Regions from separate parts of the Homo sapiens genome. Here region 2 is linked to region 1. A link is an interaction called in ENCODE POLR2A ChIA-PET data of the cell type or tissue named here. Cell type or tissue: MCF 10A. All regions are shown on one strand. Each heading gives the region's core, and the rest is flanking DNA. Links, peaks and the distances in the headings are about the cores only. Region 1 holds the start of SMTN (smoothelin). Region 2 overlaps LIMK2 (LIM domain kinase 2).

Region 1 (8,992 bases), core at 4,015-6,514:
CTCAGGGATCCTGGCACTGTGTTGGAGACCCCTCTAGCCTGGACTAGAGATGCTCTGAGGCCTAAGGAGGCCTTATAGCAGAGGCGGGGGGAATGAGGCTCACTCCCCAGCCCCCGGTGCTGGCTGTGTCTCAGGCCTAGAGCCTTCTGTGGTACATTTGGAGGCTGGGGGCTGGAGGGGACAGAGGGTCCAGCCCCTTCTGTACAGAGGGTAAAGAGGCCCAGAGGGGCAAGGGCTAGCCTTTTGTCTCCTAGGTCCCCATTCTCAGTGCTCTGGGCTCGGAGATGGGGTCCTTGTCTCTGACAAAAGCCTGATGTAGGAACTTGGCCACCTCTACAGCACAACCCCCGGAGCTTCAGTGTCCCCATCTGGAAAATGGGAGCCTCCCTCTGATCCCCCAAAGTGGGTGGGCAAGGCTGGAGACTGACAACCTCATTCCACTGGTCACCCTCTGGCACGACCCTTCCCTTTGGGCCTGGAGGCAAAGGTTGGACCACAGTGTCTCCTCTGTGTGTCCCGAGTTCCACCCGCCCAGGCCCCACCGCTGTGTAAGGAGGGAGCTGTGGGAGGGAGGGAAGGAAGTACAAAGCGCCATTGTCTACCGAGGGGGAAGGGGAAGGGGATGGGGCGGTTTCCGAAACTGCCCAGTGAAATTCTCCCGGGAGGAAAGAGGGTGCTTCCTCCCCCTGGGGAGCCGGCTCTCCGTGTACTCTCTGCCCTCGCTGTTGGGAACGCCTGGCAGGCCCTGAGGTCTCACTGGGCCTCAGTCTCCCCAACAGCACAACGGAGGGGGCTCTCCAGGCTTTCAGTCCCAGCTCCCCCGGTTGCCCATGGGGGTCCCGCCGGCGGTGGAGGGAAGCCTCGCCAGGGGGCGCTGAAGGCCCGCAGGTTCTGCGACCGCCCTCCCTCGCAGGGCGCCGCCCTCGCCTCGCCCACCCTGCCTCGCGCTAGGCGCCGAAGGGGTAGCCAGGTAGGAAGACACCCGCTACCGCCTGCTTCAGTGTCCGGATCTAAAGGGAAGAAACCAAGGTCCCCAGGACACCCAGCTGAGTGGCGGAGGTCGAACTCGAACTCGGGACCGAGGCAGAGGGCGTCCCGGCGGGTGGTGGAGGGGCACGCGGCGTGCAAGTCCCCAGGCGTCCCCATTCCTCCCATCCCCGGCCCAATCCTCAAGAATGTGCGGGAGCCGGGGCCGGAAGCGACTGCCCGCGTCCCCAAATCGGCCAGACGCTGGGGCGCAGGGCGGGCGGAGCGGGCCTAGCTTTTCCTTATATGGCCCGGCCCCGCGGGGAGGAGCCCGGCTCGGGACGCCCCCGTTCTTGCCACGAGGCCAGCGGGGGCCGGGCCGGCGCGCGGGGCGCAGTAATGGCGGGCGCCGGGTGCTGGAGGAGCCGCTCCCGGGGTCGGAAAGACTTCGAGAGGCACCGATCCCGAGACCGGGGCAGGTTCTCATCTGTCCTTTCCCAGAGATTCAACCACTGCTCCAGCTTCTCTCCAAAACTCTTTTCCAGCGCCGCCCGAGCCTCGCTTAAGAGAGGGAGGTGGCGGCTGAAGAACCCTGAGCCTGCCTGTGGATACCTTGAGATGAGGATGTGCGGGAACCAGGCCTGGCATTCCCTCTTTTTGGACTGTGCTGCCTCTACGACCCCCACTGGGACTTGGACTTCCTGAGGGAAGGTCGAACTGACTGGCGGGCACCTTTGGAAACCTAACCTCATCCCCTCCAGGCTGCACACATCCTGCGGTGATAGTGGAGAGGCAGACACCCAGAGAGTCTAATGCGCTGGTCCGAGAACATACAGGCAGAGTGCCTTGGGGAGGTCATGGCAGCAGCTGGGCACTGCCCAGTGGCTGGGCTACGCTGGTTGGTTCCAGCCTCTGCCTGCGGGGGAAGGTATGAGAGTGGGGTGGGTCACTTGTCTTCTAGGTAAAGTAAATCTTTAATTTACCCCCATGGACAAGGGTCAGGGACTGAGGAGATGGAGCTCCTCTGGCCCCTCCTCCAGGTCAGGCTGCCTGGCCTTTGGGGTTGGGGAAGGAGCCCTGCCCCACTGGGTTGCCCTACGGCCTCTGTGCATGGAGGTAGACAGGGCTCTCAGGAAGAGGAACAAGAAAGGGGATGGAGTGGGCTCATCTTTCCTCCACCTGAGATCTGGGTCCATGCCTCATTCTGTCCCCATGCCAACTCTAGGACCTAGAGCTTGTGTGCAAACACATCTCCCTCCCTCCCTTCATTTTACAGGTAGAGGAACTGAGACTCAAGAGTAGAAAAATGAGATGAGAAGCCACAGAATCCATAAGGGCCCACAAAACCTGTCTCTCTCTTATGGCCTCGTCCAGCCTTGACTTTCCCAGGACTCTGGTCCCCCGTGGCCCACTATGGGGTTGGGATTTTGGCACAGCTCCTTCTTAGATGGGTGTCCTTGAGCAGGTGATTTTAACTCTCTTGAGTCGCAGTGCCCAGGCTTTCAGAGCTGCTGTGATTATTCTGTGACATGGTATACCCAGTACCCAGCCTGCCCCCTGCCAGGCCTTGGCATTATTAATCATTGCTGCTACCATTATCACTGGGCCAGCTTCCAGGGGTGGGCATTGCCCGAGCTATTGCTCTGGAGAGGCATATCCAGCCTCCCCACACCTGTGGCTGCATACGGGCGAGTCTACAGCAGTTACTGTTTAAACAGGTGGTGGCTGTGGAGGGTTGGGAGGGACTAGGCTTCAGTACCAGGCATGGACAGGCACATGCCACAAGGGCCTCTGCATCAGCCACATGGAACTGGCCTACCCCTGTTCCCATGTCCCCCTCCTCCTGACCTTTCCCCCATCACTTCTTCCTGTCAGCTGAGAGGTACCCTGGATTGACCCTGCCTCTCTGGCTTGGCTTTCCTGTCCCCACAGTGGGTGATGGGGCCACTTACCAGCTTCCGAAGGGCTCCCTCATCCAGCCCAGCTAAGGCCTCGTCCGCCATCTCGCTGGCCCCTAGCTCCGTCGGTTCCTTTCTGGTGAGATCCCCAGTGCCTGTGGCACCTGTCACCAGCTCAGAGAATTCTGCAGGGGACAGACATGAATCAGGCATGCTGGGGCTTCCAGAAACCACAGGCACTTAGGCTCTGTGCCTTACTTTCCCTCTCTAACCTAGGAGCGTCCATTACTGTCCCATCCTATAATGTGGCTCCTGGCTGGAAGCTGCCCTCTGCCCTAGGGTGGTTTGCTGGAAAACTCACCAAACCCAGGGTAGGGGGTCTCTGGTTCCAGCCCTGCCAGCTTGGCCGCCAGTCTGCTGTGTGGCCTGGGATGGACTCTCATCCTGTCTAAACCTCAAAACAGGGAGGGCAGGGACCTGGATTGAGAAGCCAGGGCCTGGCAAGACCCACCCAAGCTGTGCTTACCACCAGGGGGTGCACTCCAGTCTCCAGTTTCCTGCCCCACCCACCCATCCACAGGGCCTACCCAGCCCCCACCCACTCCGCAGGCTCAGCTTCTGGCTGTGGGCTGAACCCGTAGTTCTTGCTGCCACCACCACTGTCATTCCCCCAGGTATAGGAAGGTACACTGTGTCTTCCGATTCTTGGAGCCAGCTCTGCTGTCCAGACCTCCTGAAGCCAGGTGTCCAGGCACCCAGCACCTCCTGCCAATTCATACAGAATTCAATTCCCCACCTGGAAGGGCTTTCAGAAGCTGACCTGCCCAACCCCTGGATTTCAGGCAAACTGAGAAGATTGGAGAGGGCCAAGGATTTGTCACTGAGCAAGGAGGAAGCCAAAGACTTAGAGGGCAGAGAAGGATGTAATCAAAATCTTCGTCATCTCCGGCTTCCGAAGCTCCCTTCCAAAGTGCCCTCAAGGGCCTGGAACACTCTCAGTGACAGAGGCAAGAGCCCCATCTTGCCCCAGTGCTGCCCATCAAAATGGACCCCTAAATCCTGGCCCAGCCTCCCAGCGCAGATCTCTCCTTCCTCCTGTAGCCCCAACTAATGTCTGTCTGGAATTTGAGGGGCCCTGGTCTGGCACACTGTGGATGCTTAGTTAATGTATGGTGACTGACTAATGTGTGGCCCCAGGCCTGCCCCCCACCTCCTGTTGATTCATCTTTCAATCATCCCTTCCCTCTCTTCAGAACAGTCACTTGGGAAGTCACCCCATACGGTGCATGGGTGGGGGGTGAGGGTTACCGCTCCACACAGTTGGGGTGTGTGGGTCCCAGCCTGTTCAAGTCACTGCTTGTTCCCCCTCCCATCCTGGTAGGCTCAGAGGTGTCAACCTCCCAATCTCTGCCTGTTAGGATCCTTGCCTCTTACCTAGTTACTCTGTCTGGGTTAAACCTCTTCAAGACTGTCCAGTGGTCACCAGCCTTAGGTTCTGCGGACATTCTGATTCCCCCCATGTCTGTTCTTCTATGGGGCAGCTGACCCTAATGCCTAATCTAGGACACCCATGGGATTATAAGAAGATCCCTGCCGCTGCTCTTCTCCAATCTCCCTGTCACACAGTCTGGGGTCGCCGGACATTGTGAGGGGCCTCAGGATTCTGTGGCAGCTTCCCCAGGGTTTCTGCCGCCACAGACTAGCGCCCCTGTGGGGCGTGGAGTCTCTTAGGAATCCGGGGGCGTCTTCCCCCAACAGTCTCATAACTTTATCCCATGGCTTAGACCTCTCGTATGGGTGGGGGCTCCCAGGTCTGGACGTTCCAGAACTCCTGTCTAGACATCCGGGTTCCACCCCCGGACACGTTGGGGCAGCACCAGGATCCCCCCCGAGGTCCGCACACCCACCTCTCAGTCCAGCCCACCCGTCCGGCGCAGGCTCGGCTTAGCTCTTTCGGGACCCGACAGACGGATTAGACACGCGCAGGCCGGAGGTGCCGCGACCCGCTGTCCCAGGCCCGCTCAGCAACCGTCCCCTGGATTCTGCGGAGAGCTGCCCGTCCAGCCGCGCCAGCAGCCCGGCTGGCCCCGCCCTGCCCCGACGCGCCAGCCAACCCTCGATTGGGTACCTCCCACTCTCGTGCCCCATTGGGAAAATTCAATTTGACGGCCACGCCCCGAGAGGAAGGCCCCGCCCCTCGCGGGCCAGGGAGGTCGGAAATTGGGAGTCTTGGGGTCGTCTGCCTCGGTGGCTTTAGCGAGTCGGGTGGGCATCGGCAGGGGGACGCAGGCTCTGCGCCAAGTCGGGGGGGGCGCCCCGAGCCGAGGTAAGTTTCCTGGGGTCGTAGGAGTCTCAGAGCCTTCAGGACAGCCCCTCTCCGCCCTCCTCTTTGTTCCTGAGACCACGTCCCCTCCCTCGACTCCACCCCTTTCTCGCGTCAGTGTTTAAGCTTGGCCGCCGTCCCTAGGCTGCTTTCGGGACACCTGGTCTGAGCCACCTCAGAGCAGGGACTGAGTGACTGGCAGCACCTTGACCCTGTGTTGGAGTGCCGGGACCATCTCAGGTGGAGCAGAATCAATCACACAGCACGCCTCCCCCAGCCCACACACCTTTGAACAGACATTGCCTTCTTGTAGCATGCTTCTACCTTCCAAGCCCTGAGAGTCTGCCTTTAGGAGCGCTGGAGTCCTAAATAGGGAATATGGAGTCCAGGCTGTCATTCAGCAAAAGGGGGAAATTGAGGCCCAGAGAGAGCTGACATGTCCAAGACCAAACAAGGAATCAGCCAGGGTACCCAGGAGGTCAGATCCACAAGGCAAAGCTATTCCATCTTCAGTGCCAGAGGCCCTAAAGCCGCCCTTGGGTCTCCATGGAGACTAAAGTGGGTGGAGTTGGGAGGATGGGGTCTGGAGTCCTGTCAAATAAAAACAATAACAAATCATTTATTTTGTACTTGCCATGTACCAGGCATATAATGCCCATAACAAGCACATGAGACCATGACTATTGCCCCATTTTACAGATGAGGACAACAGCTGATAAGTAGTAAAGCTGTGATTCATACCCAGCACCTTCTGAGTCCAGACCCTGCTTTTAACCACTATAATGTGGGATTCTGGGGAGGTGGTTTCAGCCTGTTAACCCAGAAGAGCCCCGGTTCAGGTCCTCTGTGACACCCCCCAGCCCCCATCTAAGGAAAGGCCCAGTCTCCACACTGAGAGTCTTTTCCATGTGTCATTTCATTTCATCCCCACACCCCTGAGAAGTGGTCCCATTTTACACATCAGAAAACCAAGGCACGGGCCAGGTGCGGTGGCTCATGCCTGTAATCCCAGCACTTTGGGATGCCAAGGCAGGTGGATCACCCAAGGTCAGGAGTTCGAGACCAGCCTGGCCAACACGGCAAAAACCCCGTCTCTACTAAAAATACAAAAATTAGTCGGGCAAGTGGCATGCACCTGTAATCCCAGCTACTTGGGAGGCTGAGGCAGTAGAATCACTTGAACCTGGAGGCAGAGGTTGCAGTGAGCCGAGATTGTGCCACTGCACTCCAGCCTAAGCGACAGAGCAAGATTCTGTCTCAAAAAAAGAAAAAAGAAAATCAAGGCACAGAAGAAAGCGACTTGTCAATGCTACACAGCAGGAGAGGCAAACAGAGCTCACTTCGGAGGACATATTTCAAGGTCCTAGGCTTTCTCTACCTGGGCGAGATGCCATGTTATTATCCAGAACGAGGGTCAGGCGCCCTCTAAGACCAATTCTGAATACTTCAAAATTCACGCGTCCCTTGGGACCTCCCCTTCATGCAGGGCACACCTAGGCCACCTCTGATTTTCAGGGCCTGCCTGAATGGCGGTCACCAGCTCCAATGAATGGCCTGCTTTGTGCTAATGCCCTCCTTTCTCCCTGCCCTACTGTAGGCTAGGAGGAATGGTACAGGTGAGTTCCTCCATGCTTGGATTTACTGTCTGGCACATGCGCTCACTAGCCCTTGGCCCTATGGAAGGGATGTGTGGGTCCTGCCCCTTCAAGCCCTTAGTGCCTGGGTCCACCTCCAGACATACCCGCCTGCCTCTGTCTTCCTCTCTGCAAGGGAGTGGGGGTGATCTAGAGATCAAAGGGCAGTCCGGTACAGTGCTAGGGAAGTTTACAGCTACAGCCGAGGAAAGAGTAAACATCCCGTGACGAGGGCCCCAGCATTTGCTGAACACCTGTTGCATGTCAGACGTGGGGCTCCCACTACTGCCAGGTGACCACTGTGCAAGATAGGTACACTCTGATTCGACAGAGGAAGCTGAAGCTCAGGGAGGTGAAGGCACCTTGGCCTAGTAAAGGCATTCAGACTAAAGTGGAATTCTGCCTGATGCTGAAGCCCCTTCCCTCCACTTTGCTGCCACTAGGATGGGGGAAGCTCTGGAAGACTTCTTAGGGAAGTGGTGTATAAACTGTGTGTCACACTTGTTTTTATTTTATTTTATTTTTTTTGGAGACAGGGTCTTGCTGTGTCCCACAGGCTGGAGTGCAGTCGCATGATCACAGCTTACCATGGCCTCAAACTCCTGGCTCAAGCAATCCTTCCATCTCAGCCTCCCAAGAGGCTAGGACTACAGGCACACACCACCACGCCCAGCTAATTTTTAAAATTCATCCCACATAGAAGAGGGGGAAAGGCATGAAAGGGCATTTGTGGCAGAGGAACAGTGTGAGCAAAGACCAATAGTCTGGGAAAAGGAGGAGGATAGGCTGTGGGCGGAGCAGGAAATGTGGGTGGTTCTCTTTGCCAAGGATTCTGAATGCCAGATGAGCAGGATGAATGTATCTTGTGGGCACCAGAGAGGCCTGGGCCTCAGCCTGCCCCCTGTAAAATGAGGTGATTAGACTGGTCTGCTTCAAGCCTTCCTAGGGCAAGGGGCTGTCACAGAAAGGGTCTACTCTAGGTTCTTCCAGGTTCAACCCTGGAAAGGCAGAATGGGAAGTGGCTGGAGCAGCTCAGAGGCTAGGGGTAATATTTTGCTCCAGAGCTCAAGTCTGAGAATGACTATTTTACCAAGCTGTCTGTGTTGCATCCCTAAGTCACCCTGGCTAACCCTCCACCCAGTCAGGGTCCTTCAGAGAAAGCCCAGGCCTTGGGTCAGGAGGCAAGAAGGGTGATGGGTGTCTTACCCCTGGCTCCAACCCTAGGTAAGGGTTGGCCCTCTTGGAGCTTCAACTTGCTCATATGCACAATGGAGGAGCTGTGCCTTGGGCTCTCTAAGCCTCTCTCCCCAGGACAGCACTGTCATTCTGGAGACGGGAACAGCATTAGCAAAGGAACGGAAGTAGGATTGTGACGACCTTGTTGGGCAACAGACAGGCAGGTGAGGCTGGAGAATGGAGCCCCTAGAGGTGGATGGTTCTTGTTGGGGTTGGCTGGATCCAAGGGGTATGACCTTCCTCCTTATGTGCAGAACTGGATGCGTCCTAGGTCATGGCCAGCAGCCCTCGGAGTGGGACTGAGGACCTGCTGGGAAACCAGTTTGGCAAGGCCATCATCTCCAGGATGTCATCCAGCCGCTGTGTTCTCTGGGCAACAGTGCCAGGCAAACTTCTGGCCCTGCAGGAGGAGAAGGGGCCTCAGATGCCCACTGGGCAGCAGTGAATTCCAGGAGACCCAGCCTCACAGACAAAGGAGAGGCAAGGGGCTGGAACAGGAAGGAGAGAGTTCTGGATGTGCCAGCCTGGACCTCTTTAGACTTCTGGGAGTCCCTGATGCCTGGGCGCAGGGAGTGGGGGTCTAGGCTCATGGTGGGACACTATGTAATTGCTACCTGATGGGTTGGACACTGGCTCCTGATCATGCTTATACTACATGTGTGGCAATTTTGTTACCACTATGACCTTCACAGCTTGAGTCCTGTGAGGTAGGACCACCATTATACAGATAAGGAGACAGGCTCAGAACCCTCGTTCTTTTGTTGTTTTTTTTTTTGTTTTGTTTTGTTTTTGAGACAGAGTCTCACTCTGTCGCCCAGGCTGGAGTGGAGTGGCACAACCATGGCTCACTGCAGCCTTGACCTCCCAGGCTCACAGTGGGACTACAGACACGTGCCACCATGCCTGGCTAATTTTTTTATTTTTTGTAGAGACAA
Region 2 (8,992 bases), core at 3,600-6,099, 170 kb before region 1:
ACAAAGTGCATGGAACCCTGATGGTCAGTTCAGTGGGTCAACCCAGATCCACACAGAGACCTTTTGAGTCAGCAGAGAACATATGAGTTTTTTAAAAAAGATAATCAGTTGAGATTTTCTCTTTCAAGACCTGGATCCATATTCCTTCTCTGCCATTTACCATCTGTGTCACCCAAGGCCAGTTACTTCATGACTCTGAGCCTCAGTTTCCTCACTTGTACATTGCTAATAATATCTTATGGGGTTATGAGAATTAAATTATGTACAGATGTCTTGCATGATGCCTGGCTCACAGAAGGTAGCCAGTAAGTGTTCATTTCTTTCCCTCCCCAATTTGAGACCACCAAGGGCAAATGCAGACAGACCCCTTTTTCTCCTATGCCTAGCAATATGGACCTGCTTCTCAGCCCAGAATGAAACAGATTTCTGTAAGTGAAAAAGAAAGGTCCTAAAATGACCTTTATTTATCTATCCAAATAGAAATCAACTTTTTTTTTTTTTTTTTAAGAGACAGAGTCTTACTCTGTCACCCAGGCTGGAGTGCAGTGGCACAATCATTGCTCACTGTAGTCTGACCTCCCAGGCTCAAGAGATCCTCCTGCCTCAGCCTCCTGAGTAGCTGGGACTACAGGTGCACACCACCATGCCTGGCTAATTTTTTATTTTTTGTAGAGACAGGGTCTCCCTATGTTGCCCAGGCTGGTCTTAAACTCCTGGACTCAGGTGATCCTCCAGCCTTGGCCTCCCAAAGTGCTGGGATTACAGGAAGGAGCCACCAAGCCCAGCTGAAATCAATTGATTCTAATAGATTTCTAATAATTAGGAAATAGTTACTGTGCATCTAGGATGTGTAAGAACAAGCAGGCAAGGTGCTGTGCTGAGAGAAGCCAAGTGAGATAAGATAGAGGCCCAGCCCTCACTTACATCCAAATTCTTCAGACAAAAATGTTTACAGGTAAATTCTCAACCTTATGGGGTAAAAGAACCAGTCATTATTGCAGTGGATTTACACATGTTAAAGCATAAGCCCTCCCATGTCCTGAGGAAGGCCTGGCTGGATGGTCATCCCTTAACCTCCCAGTGAACAGCCAGTTGTAGAGAAGCTTCTTTCAGCCCCTAGCCTCTGAATTGAGTGGGCTGAAGGAGAGAATGGGAAGCTCCCTCCACCACAGCCTGAGGGCACCTGGAGAGCACCACAACTGGGGATGCCAACTTTTCCCCAGGGCCCAGAAGGGCAGATATGACAGGGGCCTAGAGAGACTCTGTTCCATAAGAGCTCAGTCAAAAATCCCTTTATTACTCCTCCTTCCTGCAGATCCTATAGACTGAAACAGTCTGCCAATTAAGCTGTAATTATTATGGAATATGTTATTGTTGTTTTAAAAAATTAACCAAACACATAATGAAGCCTACGAACAGCAAGAAATAAGTGTTGCTAGAGTGCACTGATTCAGTTCCAACCAAAAACCAGGAAGACTGTAGTTTCAAGTATTTTGTGTAGTTGTACTGCAGTTAAAGACAGGGCCTCCATTATTTGGCAAATAATGGAAAAGAGCTTGTGTGCCTCTGAGGAGCCACATAAGTTGCAGAGCTGGGAACCATTCACCTGATCCAAGTCCTTCATTTTTCAGATAAGGAAAAGAGTCCCAGAGGACCTAAGGCACCTGCCAAAGGTTACTGTGAAGCTGGGCAGAGTTATGCATAATTTTTTCCCTTTAAACATGGATTGCTTTGGAACACAAAGGTTCATTTGTTTTCTTCAAGAGATAATGTGTAAACCCAAGCTCATTAAATCAGTATTGGACATTAAGTGAAATTCTATAAAAAGAAAAATGCTTTAAAGATGTCCGACAAAAGCCACTCCCTAATTTACCTCTTTTGTAAATTCCAATTTGAGGTATTTTCTTACTTGGAAGCACAGTGGTAATTGCAGCTCACTTCTCACGCTAGTGTGGTAGGAAAGACAGTGCATTCTCTGCTGAGTATGTATGGCCTGTCAGGCAGGGGTGTATGGGACACAGAAGTTGTATTCTTCATTCCCTTGCTCCCTCTTCCTCCCTCACATGTCACGCCTGATCATGTCCCCATGGAATCTGGTTGCGTCACTTTCCTTGCAACCACAGCCCCAGAACTCCCATAGACTTTGTACTCCCCCAGAGGCCTAGGGTCAAGAACTTAATTTGTTTCACAGAATCCAGCAAGGACCCTGTTCAGGAGCCCAAGAAGTCTAGCTTCTACTTTCTGCCAAGGATGAAACTGAGGCCCAAAGAGGAGCCCTTGAGGATATCCTATAATAAAAGAGGGAGGGGCTAATGGCAGAAACAGCTTTCTGACCAGGTAGTGATGTGGTAACGGATACCTGGGAGAGCAGAGGGTCTGGGTGGTCCCTCCCTGGGGGGAAAGAGCCCTGTGTGGCAGCTATCTCTTCAGAAGTGACTTCAGGAATGTGGCCTCTTATTTGGGGAAGGGAAGAATGTCTACGAAAGTCAGTCAGTACCCCCCAGACTCTAGCTGGGCAAACGGAGCTTGGGGGTAGGGGCAAGAAGATCAGGTTCTCCAGAAAGCCTGGGACAGAACAAGACAAACGGCAGGTGGACTTGGGTGGCATTAGTGGTCTGGCCCTTAAAGGTTCAGGTTGAGAGTTCACTATCTGCTCTAGCTTCTCCTCTTCCTGAGAAGTTGTGTCCTCCCTGGCTTCCCTGCCTCTCCAAGGGTAAAAGGGGTATAGTTCCTGGCTCCTAAAGGAACAACCCTTCTCCTAAGCTGCCTTCCCAGGATTAAGAGAAATTAATGAGGACCTGAAATGTGGCTACTTCAACACTTGGCATCTTAATTCCACATGTAAAAGCTTTCTCCTAAACTCAAGATCAATTTCCATTGGCTCTTTAGAAAACAATCTCAGCCACACCTTCAACAAGTCAGGCAAACTATCCCTTTTTTTACTCTCTGCTAGGAGAGGAAAACAAACCTGAGAATTTCCTCTCCACTAGGAGAAGAAAACAAACCTGCAGCCCCCTGAAGGATGAGAGAAAGTCAGGAAGACAGAAAAAGCTGCCCAGTGAGGCTCCATATGTTAACTCTGTTGAAACTGGTTGCCTCATCTGTAAAATGGGGATATATAATCTCTTTAGGCTGTTGAGAGATTAAAGGATAAAGTGTCTAGCAGGGCGCTTGGTAGAGTCAGCATTGAGGACCAGTTCCCTTCCCCCTTCCCCCTGTCCAGACACTTCCCAGCAATCTACCAGGGTCCGGTCATTCCACAAAACCACATGGTGCACTGCTTTTCTGCCCAGGGCCTGGCCACCTGACTAGTATCCCGGCAGCAAGATCTGGGCACTGGACCTAGCTTAGAGAAGCCAGAAGGGAAAAGTCGACCAGGACCACTGGTGAGGGGGAGGCAGCCTTTTTGGAACAACAGGCTGCTCCCAAAGAATGAAAACAAACCCCACCCTAGCCTGGAATGGCTCCATTCAGAAGGGACCCAGAGGGCCAGAAACCCCCTGGGGAGTTTCTATGGGAGGTGGAGTGGGGCAATGAGCAAAGAAAGCCAGGTTAGAGGTAGAGTTTCCACATCTCCCTCTGAGAAGCCCCACAGAGAGAGGCTCGTGGAGGTACTTAGGCCTAGGGACTGAGGAGGTGTGGGGGCTGGCCCAGCAGCTCAGGAACACTCTAAAGCCCATTGCTCCAGTCTTAGAAGCACTCGCCCAGGTCTTTCCCCAGCAACTACATTCACCTGGGAGCTCAGAAGCCCTTCAAGGCCAGAGGCAAATGTGCCTGCCATTAAGAGAACAAACGTTTATAAGGTGCCTACTGTGTACCAGGCTACCCACACCCAGGACTTGCCAGTTTCCACAGTTTGGCAAAACCTGCCCATCCTGCTTGTTGGGACAAATTCCTGGGCAGGCAGCATGGCCCGCAGGTAAGACATGTGAGAGCTGGAAACAGCACTCTATTTGGGCTATTCCCCCCGGAAGCAGTAACATCTACAATGGGCAGGTCAGTGGCATCTTTTGGAGGCTCCTTCAGGTTTGTCTGGGATAGAAGGGGAGCTGGAGCTCCCTAAGAAGTTCCTTCTGGGTATATCCCTCCCCTCACCACTTCCAGGACATAATGGGGGTACCTCACAAGGCCGATTCTCCTTGGGTATAACCTCCGCTGGCTTCTGCCCGGCAGAACCGATGGTAAAGGACTAAGTGAGAAGGAGATTTAGGGAGACCACCCTCCTCTCAGGACCAGGGGCCAGGAGAGATGGAGAGGGGAACTCGGAGACCAACTCACCGAAACAGGTCTCTGGAGGTGAAGTAAGCCGGGACTGACAAGTAACTCCCCATCTTCTTCCCACACCAGATAGACAGGCTCAGCTGCAAATCCGTCTGTGACTGCCTCAGGCCGGCTGTAGATGGCCACCATGACAGGCCCGGGGCTCCCGGCACCTCTGGCTGCAGGCAGGCTGCCCTGAGCTCACCTCTCCCTCCGGAGCAGCTGCGGGAGCCTGAGGACTCCAGGCCACTTGGCCCCCAGCAGATTCCCACAGGGGCTCATGGCTGGGATGGCTCCTCCCTAGTTCTCAGAAGCTCAGGCGGCCCCTCTGGACTCCGAGAAAACGACCTCTCTGTGGAGGCTACACACACACTGGCATTCTTGAGCAGGGGCCGGTGACTAGCTAAGAAAGAAGCGCTGCTGTCAAGTTAGCCTTCTTCTTCAGTCCCACCCCTGAATGAGGGAGGGAGGGAGGAAGAGGAGGGGCTCCCGCAGAACCGAGGTGTGTGGTTGGAGCAGCTGTTAGGAAACAGACCTTGCAGGCAAGGGGTGGAGCTGGGCTGGATCGAGGCTGCAGGCAGGCGCTGCAGACAATAACTGGGACCAATTGAGCGTCCATCCTGAGCTCAGGGAAGGGCAAGGCAGGATAGAGTGTGAACATATCTGGCCCCAGATGTCCTCAAGCAGAGGAGCTGCCTACAGGACAGTAATTCTGCTTGGAGGTGGAAAAAAAAAAAAAGCAGAGGATGCCAGGTCCAGGAAGAGCCACACCAGACGGGGGGACCTCTGGTAGGAGAGACAGGTCCAGAGAGCCATCCTAGCTCTGAGCTGCCATCTGTTCTGTCCTGGCACTAGGGCTCCCATTCATTCCCTCCCTCTGCCTGTCCTGGGGACAGCCTCAAGAGCTGACCAATGGGAGGTGCCACTTCCACTCCAGGGCAGGGCTGTGTTGCAAATAAGGAAACAAGGCCCAGAGTATTAACCTACACCTGATGTGTCTCCATGTGGCAAACACTATATGCACTCTTTTATTTCTCTGAGACAGGAATTATTCCCACTCTACAGACAAGAAAAGTGAGGTACAGAGAGATTAGGTAACTCACTCAAGGTCAAAAAGGGAGTCAGTGGCAGGGCTGGAATTTAAATGTAGGCTCATGTGACTCTAGAGCTGGAGCTCTCCCACTACCAGGCTTCATTCTGGCTCTTTAAGGAGAAAAATCTTTTCCAAAGCTCTCTGCAAATAGGATGGAGCCCAGGTTACTCTCATTCACTCACTATTCACTGAGTGTTCACATGCAGAACACCATCCATTGGCCTCAGTGGACAGTGGAGCTTCTTCTACTTGTCCTGTGATAACCATGCTTTTCAAACTGAAAAATGGGGCATGAGGGAGAAAAAGGCCTGGGGTGCCAAAAGGGATTGATAAGCCTAGGTATCTGGAATGGGAGCCCACCTGAACAGCCCCCAGTTGTGACGATGACCAAACCAGAGCCTACCATGTAGAAAGCCCTTGTCTCCCTGCCTGCAGGATTGTAAAGGAAAAAGCAAGGCTGCTGGAGGAAACCAGAACACTCAGATCTCACTACTGGATTTGGGGCAGTGACATCAGCTCTCCCTTACCAGGCACACACCGCTCACCATTGTAAAGAGCCAGAAGTCACCGTGCAGCTTCTATCTCTTACTGTGAACCATGGCAGGAAAGTCTGATAAAGATGGTAGATGGGGTTACAAGGGAGCCTTTTCCCATTCCACCAACTGGACACAGGGACAACAATGCATGTGATAAGAGCACATGGGTTTGAATACTGTTAAGAAGCTACCATTTATTGAGCAGTTAATATCTTCTAGGCCCTGTGTTAAGTGCTTAGCATTTATTATCCATCATGTTTAAATTGCCAGTAAAAGGAGGAAACGTCATCAGCCTCATTTAACAGATTAGGAAATAGGTTCTGAGGGGTTATGTCACTATTCTCAAGACAAATAGCTGATAAGTGGTGAGGGTGTTTTTTTTTTTTGTTTTTTTTTTTTTGAGTCAGGGTCTCTCTCTGTCACTCAGGCTGGAGTGCGGTGATGCCATCATGGCTCACTACAATCTTGACCTCGACCTTCTGGACTCAAGTGATCCTCTCACCTCAGCCTCCAGAGTAGCTGGGACTACAGATGCGTGCCATCACACCCAGCTGTGAGGCTGAGTTTCAAACCTGGTACATATGGCTCTAGAGCACAGGTCAAGGCACTTTTTCTGTAAAGGGCCAGAGAGCAAATATCTTAGGCTCTGCAGGCCATACAGACTGTCGTGGCCACTCAATTGTGTCATTATAGGGCAAAAGCAGCCATATATAAAACATAAACTAAGGGACATGGCTATGTTCCAACAGATATTTACTTATGGAAAGATTTTTTTCTTTTTTTTTTTTTTCTTTTGAGATTCAGTCTCACACTGTTGCCCTGGCTAAAGTGCAGTGGTATAAACATGGTTCATTGTAGTCTCAACCACCTAAGCTCAAGTGATCCTCCTACCTAAGCCTCCAGTGCATCCTGGGACCACACGTGCTGGCCACCATACCCAGCGTGTGTGTGTGTGTGTGTGTGTGTGTGTGTGTGCGTGCGTGCGTGTGTCGGAGTCTCGCTCTGTTGCCCAGGCTGCAGTGTAGTGTCGCGATCTTGGCTCACTGCAACCTCCGCCTCCCAGGTTCAAGCAATTCTCTTGTCTCAGCCTCCCAAGTAGCTGGGACTACAGGCGCATGCCACCATGCTCGGCTAATTTTTGTGTTTTTAGTACAGACAGGGTTTCACCATATTGGTCAGGCTGGTCTTGAACTCCTGACCTCAGGTGATCCACTTGCCTCGGCCTCCCAAAGTGCTGAGATTATAGGTGTGAGCCACTGCGCCCGGCCCTGGCTTATTTTTTTTTATTTTTTGTAGAGACAGGGTCTCACTTTGTTGCCCAGGCTGGGACACTGATATTTGAGTTTCATGTAATTTCCACATGTCACAAAGCATTCTTTTGCTTTTTTTCCCCTAACCATTAAAAATCACAGGTCATATAGGCCAGGCATAGTGGCTCATGCCTATAATCCCAGCATTCGAGAGGCCAAGGAGGGAGGACTGCTTGAAGCCAGAAGTTTGAGACCAGCCTGGGTAACAAACCAAGACCCTATCTCTACTAAAAAAATCAGTCAATCAGGCCAGTCATGGTGGCTCACGCCTGTAATCCCAGCACTTTGGAAGGCTGAGGCGGGCAGATCACCTGAGGTTGGAAGTTCGAGACTAGCCTGACCAACATGGAGAAACCCTGTCTCTACTAAAAATACAAAAATTAGCCAGGCGTGGTGGCACATGCCTGTAATCCCAGCTACTCGAGAGGCTGAGACAGGAGAATCGCTTGAACCCAGGAGGCAGAGGTTGCGGTGAGCTGAGTTCGTGCCATTGCATTCCAGCCTGGGCAACAAGAGTGAAACTCTGTCTCAAAAAGAAAAAAAAAATCAATCAATCACAGGCCGTATTAAAATAGGCAATGGGCCATAGCTTGCCGGCCTCTGTTCTAGAACCACAGAGCTCAACCACTCTGTTTACTACCTCTAATAGTGAAGAACAGCTCTTGGTGTTTGTGCAGAGCTCAGCCATATCTATCTATCTATACCACGAAGACACCACACTCTAGCCCCAGAGGCAGCCAGAAGAAGGAAGCACTGAACAGGTGCTCACCCTGTATTAAACATTGCTTGCAGCACTACTTGTATGAATGAATTTTAACCCCCACTATTCCACAGTGCTGTGATTTTTCTCTTTACAGATAAAGCAACTGAGGTACAGGGAGGTTAAATCACTTGCCTGAGGTCACTCAGCTGTAAATGTGAGAAGTGAAGCCAGGATTTGAACCCAGACTAGACATTATAGACAACGTTCTACCATGCTATACCAAAGCTCAGCCTGGGCCCAGAGCCAGACTGTCTGGGTTTGAATGCGACAATGCACTGCATGTAAGCCCTTGGCACAAAGTCTGGGACACATTAAAGGTTGATAAATGTTAGCCATTAATATCATTAAGACTATTGTTACAACTACTGTGGGCTAGCTATGTGGCCTTTAGCAAGTCACTCTCTCTGTCTGGGCCTTGGTTAGGTCTCTAAATAGCTCCCAGCATCAACATTTTTCACCCCTATGAGGTTGCAGAGGGCTCTCTATTTTCCTTGGGTCTCAAGTTGAGTTTAAACTCTTGAGCAGGAGGTCAGGATCCTAGCCGAGGGGACACACAAGGGCCACAGAGGAGGTGAGGTGGGCTGGAAGTGGGGAAATAACATACGGGATACTGAAAGGGCTGCCCAGCTGGAGAGCTGGGAGCAATCTTTCTCCCAGCCACACAGACAACTATTTCTCACCAAAAATCTATTATGTTCCCCTGTAATTCAATCAGGCAAGAAGGGGGCCCCAAATTAAGTCTGGGACTAGCAAATTATCTTTTAATTGTACCCTCTGATTTCCATGTGATGAACACAGTACTAATGGAAGAATATGCAAGCCACAAAGAGACTGAGGCCAGGGAGCCTATGAGCATAACTCCTCTTGACATTTCACACAGCTCTGCTGTTCCAGCGGCGACGGGCTCAGTGAGTCGGTGTCTAGGAATGTGAGCAGGAGGCTGCAGGCGCTCTCCTCTCCCCCTACTCCTCTTACAAAGGACTTGGTGGGTGGGTGGGGAATAAGTGAGAGGACATCTCAATGCCATGAA

The links. ChIA-PET counts read pairs that join two places held together with the same protein. Peaks named below come from ENCODE experiments on the same cell type or tissue, not always from the same donor. Only the 100,000 strongest peaks of a DNase experiment are listed, where the experiment ranks them.
Region 2: POLR2A ChIA-PET joins it to region 1 with 6 read pairs; 6 of 35 experiments call an interaction of 5 or more read pairs at or near these places.

Annotation. Positions count from the first base shown.
Region 1 is chr22:31,077,236-31,086,227 of GRCh38, reverse strand. It overlaps SMTN (smoothelin), which reads right to left and starts at 4,910. Exons shown (of 21, transcript NM_134269.3): 1 at 4,772-4,910; 2 at 2,919-3,049. The coding sequence starts at 2,969. RefSeq lists enhancers at 1-502, 1,721-1,790 and silencers at 821-1,010, 1,191-1,470, 4,869-5,028. In MCF 10A, for the core only: no CTCF peak of the experiment used is centred there; DNase peaks (open chromatin) are centred at 4,997 and 5,297.
Region 2 is chr22:31,244,056-31,253,047 of GRCh38, reverse strand. All of the region lies in intron 2 of LIMK2 (LIM domain kinase 2), which reads right to left. Among named protein-coding and RNA genes, the nearest start is that of LIMK2, 36 kb to the right of the region's middle. RefSeq lists enhancers at 3,775-4,664, 4,665-5,555. In MCF 10A, for the core only: no CTCF peak of the experiment used is centred there; a DNase peak (open chromatin) is centred at 4,727.